2 separate regions of the Homo sapiens genome follow, and region 2 is linked to region 1. The links are chromatin loops, found by intact Hi-C in ENCODE. Cell type or tissue: mammary epithelial cell. All regions are shown on one strand. Each heading gives the region's core, and the rest is flanking DNA. Links, peaks and the distances in the headings are about the cores only. Region 1 overlaps SLC8A1-AS1 (SLC8A1 antisense RNA 1). Region 2 overlaps SLC8A1 (solute carrier family 8 member A1).

Evidence for each region. Hi-C counts contacts between places; a loop is a spot of excess contacts. Peaks named below come from ENCODE experiments on the same cell type or tissue, not always from the same donor. Only the 100,000 strongest peaks of a DNase experiment are listed, where the experiment ranks them.
Region 2: a loop joins it to region 1, with 3 times the contacts of the local background. A loop is called at or near these places in 3 of 110 quality-filtered maps.

Annotation. Positions count from the first base shown.
Region 1 is chr2:39,929,999-39,935,391 of GRCh38, forward strand. All of the region lies in intron 2 of SLC8A1-AS1 (SLC8A1 antisense RNA 1), which reads left to right. Among named protein-coding and RNA genes, the nearest start is that of SLC8A1-AS1, 15 kb to the left of the region's middle. In mammary epithelial cell, for the core only: no CTCF peak of the experiment used is centred there; no DNase peak of the experiment used is centred there.
Region 2 is chr2:40,092,443-40,097,835 of GRCh38, forward strand. SLC8A1 (solute carrier family 8 member A1) reads right to left here. Exons shown (of 11, transcript NM_021097.5): 11 at 4,828-5,393. The region is part of intron 2 of SLC8A1-AS1 (SLC8A1 antisense RNA 1); the gene reads left to right. Among named protein-coding and RNA genes, the nearest start is that of SLC8A1-AS1, 180 kb to the left of the region's middle. RefSeq lists an enhancer at 3,967-4,261. In mammary epithelial cell, for the core only: no CTCF peak of the experiment used is centred there; a DNase peak (open chromatin) is centred at 2,749; H3K27ac peaks cover 839 bases.

The DNA of each region.
Region 1 (5,393 bases), core at 304-5,303:
AGATCTTAGTTCTTTTGGGGTCCCAGCATTTTTAACCTCCTTTTCATGGTAATTATTCCTACTTCTGATTTTTTCAGTAACGTGAATCAATAAATTTCAGTGGGTGTTCTTTCTTTAAAAAGTAATTTCCTTGAACCACACATCTTACATGCTTTAATTTCTGAGCATCACAACAAGATCTGTGCACATAATGGATGTTATGAGATAAACATTGGGAGTTTTAATTGCAAAACTAAATTTTATACATGGTGGGTCTTTACAGTTTGATACTTACGTTTGACTTAAAAAATAGTATTTTTTATTTATCACTTCTCATGACTCATCTGTGAATATTCTGGGTGAGAGTGAGAAATTTAAATGGTGTAGTAGGGGAATGTTATGTGGTAGTAAGTATTGCGTTGTGACTGTCAAATGTCATCAGCTTAACATCTGATCTGATTCCTGCTTTTAGCAGGACAAAAGTAGAGCTACAGAGGAAAAAAATGCCAATCAGAAGAAGTTCTCTCCCTAGCTTCTTTCCAGGAGGACCCCTAGAACTCCACCTTTGATTTCTGACTGCATTTTTCTTAAATTCCCCAGCAAATCCAGGAGTGTGTGGTGCATCTATTCTCTTTGCTGCAGTTGATGGTATCTTCCCAATGCAGGGGTGCACCTGTGGCTCCCCCTCTCCAGAGCTGCCTCATCACATTTCTCTCTGCTTGATGCCTGCTGCAACTGCCAGGGACTACAGTCAGTATAACCACCACACACAGCGTCAAGACCACGGCTGCTCTCCGCATAGAATCTGCCCAATAAGCCTGCAGGAAGAAGGAGGAAAAAAAAGCAGTGCTCAGCTGAAAATAGACAGTTATGATTATATTATTTGGACCCCCAGAGCCAGTCGTATCTGAAGCAAACCCTACCTATTAGTCTGTTACGCTCACGCTTGCTTGAATGGCCTTTTTACTACCCTCAAATCTCAACTAATGAAGGTGCCAACACATCATCTCATGCTGTGGTCATAAAAGAAAAACAACAAAAAAACCCTGACTCTTCCTAGAAGTTGAATGCTTATCTCTTGCTAGTCCCAACTAAGTTGCATGGTAGAGGTGAAAATCTGTTTTCACCTCTAAGCTCTACTTTTGTTCTGTTGGCTTAGTTATTGGACACTAAGAGGCTCAAGACTGACATTTTTCCAGCTTCAGTGCCCCAGCAGAAAGAAAGCATTTTTTTCTTAAAGCACTGGTATAAAGATTCCAAGATTGGCTTGGCTCCAATCAGAGACCAATCCCTGAAGCAATCATGGTATGTAGGTTTCTTAGTTCACTTGTGCCTCTCTAACAAAATACCACAGATTGGGTAATTTATAGCAACACAAATGTATTCTTACAGTTCTGGAGGCTGAGAAGTCCAAGATCAAGCACCAGCAGATTTGGTGTCCGGTGAGGCCTGCTTTATCAGTGGCAGCATCTTCTCATGGTGGCATTCTCATATGGCAGAGGACAAAAAGGGGCCTAAGCTAATTCCCTTAAGCCCTTCTATAAGGCACTAATTCATACATGAGGGGGAGCCCTTGTGGTCTAATCACCTGCTAAAGGCACCACTGCCTAATAACATCACAGTGGGGATTGTTTCACCATAAATTTGGAAGGGAAACATTCAAACCATAGCAATAGGATGAACGGAGCCTCTGATGGGGCAGGCCTGATCTCATGCTCATCCTTGGAGTGATGGGGTCAGCACCATCAGAACAGAAAGATTTATGAAGAAAAGGATTATGGGAAAATCTGCCCATTGTTCACTGTAGGGCTACTCCTTGCCTTAATCATGGGCATTGGGCAAGGTTTTTGGGAAATTCACAAAGACTCCTTTGCTTCTGGGGAAGAGAGGCTATACATCAGAGTTGTGATATGGGTGTATGGTGAGATCCTATTGGGTTGTGCTCATATGAAGTTGGTCAGACTTCCCACAGAGTTGGTAGCCACTGATGGTAAAAGCCCTGGGGATGGGTGAATATAAGAGAATCTGACTTGGCATGTAAGAAGTATCTGATTCATGTTCCCTCCCTATGGAAACCTTGCTTGCAGAGTGATGGTATGCTTGTCAATATTCTCTGATGTACTTCTATGAAGTAGACAGGTAAGCTATTGAGGAGGTAAGGAAGTTGAGGACACAAAGTTGAATTATACACGGTAGGTTTTTCTCTCAAGGAGTTTGAATTCAGACATATCCTCACTTGACAGGTAGGAAAATGAAATGAAAAAGAAATGGTAATTATCTCTGAGCCATTCAACTAAAACATGGCAAAGCTGGACCTATCAACAAAAATTCCTAGTTTCTATTCCAAACAAACTCTACTGCTTTTACTAATTATTGAAGTATTAAAACAGCAAATGACTGGCATACCTAGTCATGAGTCACCAGAGTTTCAAATTTAAACAATGCCATATAGTCGGTAGTGATTCGTAAATTCTTCTGTGATAACACTGTATAATTGAAGATACACCTGGGATGGGGCTTTTTGTTACACTTGCAGCATGTAAAAGGAATGACAAATTTATCGTCAAATAATGTTGATCCCTCTAATTAAAAAACAAAATGACTAATTGTGATATCTTTAGAAAATAGTTATACCAAAACATGCAAATAAATAACATAGTATGTAATCTTTTTTTAACCTTAATATGTCATGACTACCTTCGTACACCATTTAATATTCTTCTACATCTTCATTTCAATATGTAGTATTCCATTATGTGATAACATAATGTATTTAACCAGTTATTTTTGGACACTGATTTTCCCAGTTTTTCACTGTTAAAAATGATGCTTTATGAAATAGCCATAGAGCTCCATCTTTGTGAAATACATGATTATTTGTTTGTAATAACTTCAACATGAATTCCTGATGCATATGCATATCAGCATGTGAGACTGCTTATTTTTTTCCATTTTGAACCCTGTCTATTATAACTTTAAAATATTTGCTCATCTGATGGGAGAAAAATATAAACCCTCATTTTTGAGTACAGGAAAAGCTTTCTTTTACTAAGACTCCAATCCAAGTAAGGATAAAGTTAACATGTTTACCTGGCTCTTATGCATACTCATTGCAGTATATTTGAAAAATGGCCACAATTATTTTTTTCTTCCCTATATCCAACATTTTTGTAGTGTGATTTTGCAGTATCCTCCATCAAGGGGTGAAGTCTATTTCCTCAATACGTGAGGCTAGACCTGTGACTTGCTTTGACCTGTGGAATACAGCAAACAACAACAAAAAAATGTTTTACTGTGTCTGAGCTAGGCTCTGTTTGCTTTCTTGGAACCTCATGATCGTACTGTATAAATAAATCTGGACTGCCTAGGGGATGGTGGGAGATGCATGGCCCAAGTATTCTATCACCCAGCTGTTATCCATTCAACTCCCAGAAGCAGAGTTACATAGCTGATATGATTTTTCAATTAAAATATCCAAGCTCACAAATATGTGAGTGAGCCCAGCTGAGATCAGAAGAGCCACTCATGTAAACACAGCCTAAATTGGTGACTGTAGATTCATGAGAAAAATAAGTGATTATTTTAAGTAAATTTTAAGACCGTTTATTATCCAACAAAAATGAACAGAAATACAACACCTATTTAGGTGGAGAAGATACATTCATACTTACTGAAAGATTTTCTTAATTAAAAACAGGAAGAATGTTTCAATAACAAAGATCAAATCATTAGAAGCATAGTATTTATAAAGTGATGAAAATACGTCTTGAGTTCTATTGGTTATTAAATTTATGAATTGATGTTTCCTGTAAATACCTTCTAGAATTGTTATAGATGAGGAATTCTGAGAGACTGTAGTTTAGTAGAAAGGATCCCTTGGATGAGAATATGACTATGGAGGGTTTAGTTTTAATTCTGCAACCAGAAATCCATGTGAGTGGAGACAAGGTATTTTATTTCTCTGGATTTCAGTTTGCACAACTGCAATATAAAGAACTTGTAATAACAACAATAGCTAAGATTTATTGACTGTTTATTATGTGACAGGCACTGCTTTATGGACTTTCACATATCTTATTTCTTACAGTTGTGCTTTGACTTCTATCTGTAAAAGTATAATAATAGTGCATTCTTTGTTGTGAGGCTTCAGATTGCTCTAATTAGTCTCTGGGGTTTAACAACCCTAACAGTCTAAGACTAATCATTTTTCCTTTATAAGGCAATGCAATTAATCAGAATACTTACTTTGTTTTCATCTAGCAAATTGATTGCTATGTAATTATGAAGAGTTTTTTTTCTCCAAGAGATCCTTGTTGCATTGGGGATCTTTCAGGACAGAATTTCTTAAGCTCATGCCAATAAGTCTTATAATATATTTAAGGGAAGACATAAAGATAAATAGTAGATCAGTAGTATATGGATAAATGGAAGGTCAAGGCAATTTCCAGGCTGGGTTTTGAGAACAGTCAAAATGTTCAGGGAAAATCTAATAAATTAAAGTCATACAGATGGTAAAAGTACTGACTATTCTGAGTGACTTTCATATCAACAGATGCTAAAGTAGGGGCAATTTTATACCAGAAGCAGCCTGTCAATTGCTATGCTTCTTGCAGAACACAAACCTAGCCATAAAGAAAAAATTTGATTCATGGACTCGGTTATAAAGTTAAAAATTTCTTTATCAACAGATGCCATTAATCGACTAATAAGGCCAACCATAGAAAAAATTTGCACTACCTGCAGGTACTAGTATTCACAACACATAGAAAGCTCCCACAAGTCAAAAGAAAAAAACATGTGAATAGAAAAATGGGCAACTAAGACTTGATCAGGCACTGATAAAAATGAATATCTAAATAACTAATACATTTTTTAAAAGGTACTTGAACTCATTAGTTATCATGGAAATTATATTAAATCACAATAACCAGAATGGCTAAAATGAAAAAAGACAATACCAGATGTCTGCAAAGATACAGGGTAACTGGAACTGTCATACACTGTTGGTGGAAGTGTAACTTAGTACACCGCCTTTGGAAAGCTGCTACACTTGCTAAAGGTTAAGGTGTGCATACCCTCTCACCCAGTTAGTCTACTCTTAGTTATATACCCAACAGGAAATGAGTACCTTATGTTCACCAAAAGACATAAGGGTATTTTTAGTAATACTATTTGTAATAGAACACAACTGGAAATAAATAGAACAAAACTGGAAAGAAACACAAGTAGGTAAAGAGCAGCATAGTCATACAATGAAATACTATATGCTAATAAGAGAATAGACTACAGCTACACACAACATGGATGAATCTTGCAAACATGTTAAGTAAAAGCCTCCATGCACAGGAGAGTACATGCTTCATTATTCCATATATAAAGTACAAAAGCAAGCAAACGTAATGATGGTGTTAAAA
Region 2 (5,393 bases), core at 305-5,304, 160 kb after region 1:
GTGAAAACTCAGGCATCATGATTTTTCAAAGGTCACAGCAGGTTGAGCATCCGTGCTTCCTATGACTATAAAACATGTTGCAGGAACATGGATGGAGCTGGAGGCCATTATCCTTAGCAAACTAACACAGGAACAGAAAAACACTGCATATTCTCATTTATAAGTGAGAGTTAAATGATGAGGACACATGGTCACATAGAGGGGAACAACACGCACTGGACCCTTTCAGAGGCTGGAGGGTGGGAGGAGAGAGAGAATCAGGAAAAATAACAAATGAGTATTAGGTTTAATATTTGGGTGATGAAATATTTTGTACAACAAACCCCCATGATACAAGTTTACCTGAACTTAAACTTGCACACATACCCCTGAACTTAAAAAAAAAAAGTTTCTGTATCCCAGGTTTCGTTTGTCTCCAGTAAAATGGAGAGCCCTGGTCAACTGACCTGAAAGGGTCTGACATTTTGCCTATGGTTTTGTTCTGTTGCATCCTTCATCAATTCTAGAAGGCCCTCATATTGTCTTTGTTCTTATTAGCCATGTTGTGTGTGTGTAGTTTTTAAAAAATCATTTTGATGCTGGTGAGTTTCTTGATGAACAGAACCAATGTCTGTACTTGGCTTTAAATCATCTTCAGAAAGACACAGGCACTCTGGTAATCTGCTCTTATTGAATTGAAAAACCTTTGGGAAAGGATGTTTGTGAGAAATGTCTACGTTCTGGTTTGTCCACAGGAGATGAGTTAGGAATTTTGAGTTCATTCTTCTGGAACTTATGGAACCCTGGCTTAGTGGAACCCCCACCAAAGTGTAAGGAATGAAGCATGTGGTAGCCTCATTCACAAACGTACCGATTTTCTGTAATCACTAACCGCAGGAAGCATGATTTTTGCCTAATTTCTTTTCACATTGTACCCAAACAGAGTGCCCTCATTAATTAAGAACAAGATTTTTTCATTTGCGTCTTTAGGTCCTGGCTTCTTTTGGGCTGGGGCTTATATACACTTGGAATTTGTTGGCTAGAGTTTTAAAACAGACGGTCACATGCTTTTTTTTTTTCTCTCTCTCTCTTAGAAACTTGCTTGATTGTTTGTCTTCTAGTTCTCATGGTAACCAAAGAAGGTTGTTAACACTTTTTTCTCACCAAGTAAAATCAGCAGAGCTGTCAGACAGTTGCAGCTGTTTGATAAAGGCTTGACCTTTTGCTGTATTTTTCTGTTTTCTGTTGATGAGCTCTTATTACATTGAACCTTGTTTTTAGTGACACGTAGTAAGAAAAAGAACCTAAAGGGCATTTTTTTTGCATGTAGCCTATTTAGTAATGTGGCATTGCTATCAGATAATAAAGATATTCCTACAATATAAGATCCTTGGTAATGAAAGCCAATGTTATATATGGCTCACAAAGATAAAACATGCCTGGGACCATTTAGGTTACCTTCACATGCTACAGATTTATCATCTCAGTTTCTGAAAATATTTAGTTGCATTATATTTTCAGTCAGATGAGATATGGAGTCAGTCACTTAAAAAGGATCTGGCTTAGGTACCAGTGGTCAAATGTAAAATTTTACTAGTTGTATATTTGCAGTGTGTTCACCATTATTTCTTGAAATGAAGTTTCACCTGCCACTGAATGGCTGGGCATAGATTCTAGGAAGAGCTCCTTATGGTTCCACATGAATAAGCATGTAAAGTTGTTGGATCCTGGGAGCCTACATTTAAATATGTTCATTATTAGTATCTAAATAAAAATCAAGAATTTACTGGGAATCTCTCAATTTTATTGTATTATCTTTTCCTGTAGCCATTAAGCATGGAGACTAGGCATGATTGGAGAATCACCGCTGTTGACAGATGATAAAAATAGTGCTGCAACATAGCTAATGTCATGGGAAATCTTAAAACAGAATGGTCATTTGGAATAAGAGAAAATTCCTTGTGTGCTCAATCCCATTTTTGGACTGGTAATTGTTGCCACTCTTAGATTATCTACCACAGCCAACGTCCTTTTTGTTGTTGCTGTTGTTCTGGATAATCTTGTAACTTGCTTTGTTAAAAGAAAAGAATTATATTGTAAATTTGTGAGTGAAATCAGATTTATTTTTGTTCCCAAATCAGATGTCTATAGATGAGACAGACCAAAACAGCAAGAAATAAATATATCCATTCTCCATGGTTATCTGAAAATATTGAAAGTGACGTTGGATGAACTGTTTCCAAGGTGACTTGATGAAGCATGAAACACTTTTTGGAGTGCTTTCCTTGAACTGGGGGATACTATTTAAAGTCTCTCTACTGATATGATATTCTGCATAATCTATTATCACAAATAATAAGTTCTATGATGATATATAGGGTGATTGTTACTGTGGAGTGGTACATCAAATCTAGATGGAATTTTTTTGACTGACCTGGTGTACATTGTGATTGTCTAGGTTGTGTCTATTGGAGGATATTTGCTATCATTTTATCACTTCATGTCACTTTGGGAGTTTACTTAAACCGAGCAGATGTTTTCAAGTTTTATGAAGACAGAATTGCAAAATGATTATAAGCTTGAGCTTTGGAGTCAGATAGACTTGAATTCAAACTCTGGTTCTGCCTCTTAGTGTGATTTTTGGCAAGTACTTAAGTTCTCTAAGATTCAAGTTCTTACATGTAAAATGAAGTAGAAATTATACTTCTTTTAGAAGGGTTTTATTAGGATCGAGGATCTAACCCAAGTAAAGGGCTTAGTCATTGCCTGTTTGTTGGCAAGGATTCAATAAATGTTGGCTGAAGTGACTGTAATGAAGAGAGTTAGAACTCAGCTTATCTGGTCTTTTCATCTTTCAGCATGAAAGATGGTGCTGGTGTTAACGAAAAATTTATTCGTTTGCTAAAGACATTTGCTTAAAGACAGTATGAAGATTTTATTCAACAAGGAGATTACTGACTGCAGTGGGATTTTGCAGTAGGGAGAAGATACTCAGCTCAACTCTGAATAGAGAAAGGACAAGTGGAAATTTATCACCAAGGAGGAGAGTGGGGATCAGTGGATAGAAAATTATTAAGAGGAAACAGCAAGTCTATACGGGGATTCTTGCTAGACTGACTCAACTGTATTCTTGCTGAATAAAGGCCAGGGTGATAAGATAGAAAAGGTGGGGAATGAAGAATTTGATTAGCTATCAAGAATGGGAGATTTTTGCTAAACTGACCCAGAAGGATTCTTGCTAAAACTAGGCTAAGTTGACAAGGAGCCCAAGTTCAAGGCCTGGTAGAGAGAAGAGGGCTCAGAGGGGCCTGACTCAAGTTTGGTCAAGTAGAGAGTCTTTGTCACTGGCATAAGGGACATATATACCATATAGGACATAAACACCGACTAACATTTATTGAGTACCTTATGAATATCAGGCACTGTATCAAACACTTAGCAAATGTTAATTGTTGTATTCCATGCTTTCAACAACACGAAAGAGCAGGTACTATCAGTCTTATTTTACAAACAGGGAAATTGAGGTTCAGAATGGTGAAAGAGCTACCCAGGTAGACTACCCAGGTAGACTGACAAAGCTAGAATTTAAATCCAGAGTTTTCTGATTTTATTAACCAGCATTGATGTACACTGTTCTGTCTTGCACACATATGGTTGTATGGATAGATGTAATCTCACCTTCAATGTTTAGCAAATATTTACAGTGAATGAATTAATGAATACTTGTAAGAATGGCAAGTTACAATAGCTTTCAATAGGTTCAGAGGAATATTTAAGTGCTGCAAAAATTAACTTAAAATACCAAGATCAAGGCATAGACCACTTTTCAATCTCATTACCCCGAGTACCATAATGGCAGAAACTACAAGGTTTCATGCTTCTTTCAAATTATCGAATTGCCTTGGAGCTCAGGGCTTTAGTATTTCCAGGTGCTGGTCATCTGCTTTTGACTTGTATGAATCTGAGACTCATTTATCTTTGTTATGGCCACAATTCACCTTGAAAGACAATGGGGGCATCTCCTTGAATAAGAGAAATGGAAATGTGCTTGGAGATGTGAGTCTGGCTGTGAGTGTGTGTGTGCACAAGCACTTTTAAACAGTGATAACAGGTTTGGCACATGTAAGTATATGAGTCATTGAGAAAACATCCTGGATGTTTTTCCCTCTTCCCTCTATGGTATTCTGTGGATACATATTTATCCTTTCAGCCATTTTCCTCTTCTTTTACAGATATCCTTGATCACCTCCTGGGGCACCATTTGAAAAAGTGTGGTCTGGTGCTGCATTTTATGTGCAGCAAAGAACCTTAGAATAATGATTTGAAATAGACACAATGTGCAGTTTTCAAGAGAGGGACTTTGAAGTGTTATTTCCAGAGTTACGGTCAAATCTCTTAAATCGAGTTTTATTTTAACTTATTTTAAAGCTGGACTTTGAGACTCAATGCTTTGGTGAGTGATAGTGGCATTTCCCTGGACTGAATGTGCCATATTTTAATTTAAGACTCTTTTGTGGATAACTTTAATCTTTGTTATAACATAGGAGAAACAAAATAATTTCTTAACTCAGTGGAAGTTACAGAAGAATACTTTAGGTAGAGTTCAAAAATTCTCACTGGGGAATATAGGGTTTGGATTTCTCTCGTTCTTAAGCATTCTCCCAAAATTTGGTATAGAGCCTGATTCACAGTAGATACTCAATAAATACTTGTTGATTCAATGAATAAATGATTTTGGCTGTAAGTAAAATGTCCCTGAGCCTATGACAGGGAAAGCTTTGATTTTCCTTTGTTTAGGTTAGTTTAATGGAGTCACACTAAAGTTTATAAAGATCAATACAATATGAATGGCTAATTGACAAACATTTATATTTCAGTGTTAGGAAATATGGTAAGATTAGGAAAACAATTAAGACAATGATTTATACAGAATTGACTAGTTCAGGCAATGAAAACTTCACAGATTACAGTTTAACACGATTAAACATCACATATAACATACATGTATGACAAACAATGCTTCTGCTTTTGATATTAACATACCATCAATTTTACACATGAAAAATATTGCCAGTTCAACTTTGGGTTATAACATGTATAATTTTTTGATAAGACATTTCAAATTACAACATATCTCAGGCAGCATGCAGGAAGAGTCATTTATTGTATGTTTGTTAGGACACACCTTGCAACAAGCTTCCAGTTTTTGGTAGTTAGATCAAGAATATAGAAACCATTGAAATGATAGTATGGTTGAAATCAGCAGTTGTGTTTACTGGCTGAGAGCATTTCTGGTAAAAATAAAACTCTGAAATCATTCATTAACAAAATGCACAGTGATCATAAACTCAATTCTTTAAAAATTGTTTTTCACAATTCTCATTTATTGGTGATATGGCAGCTGCAGGAAGTCT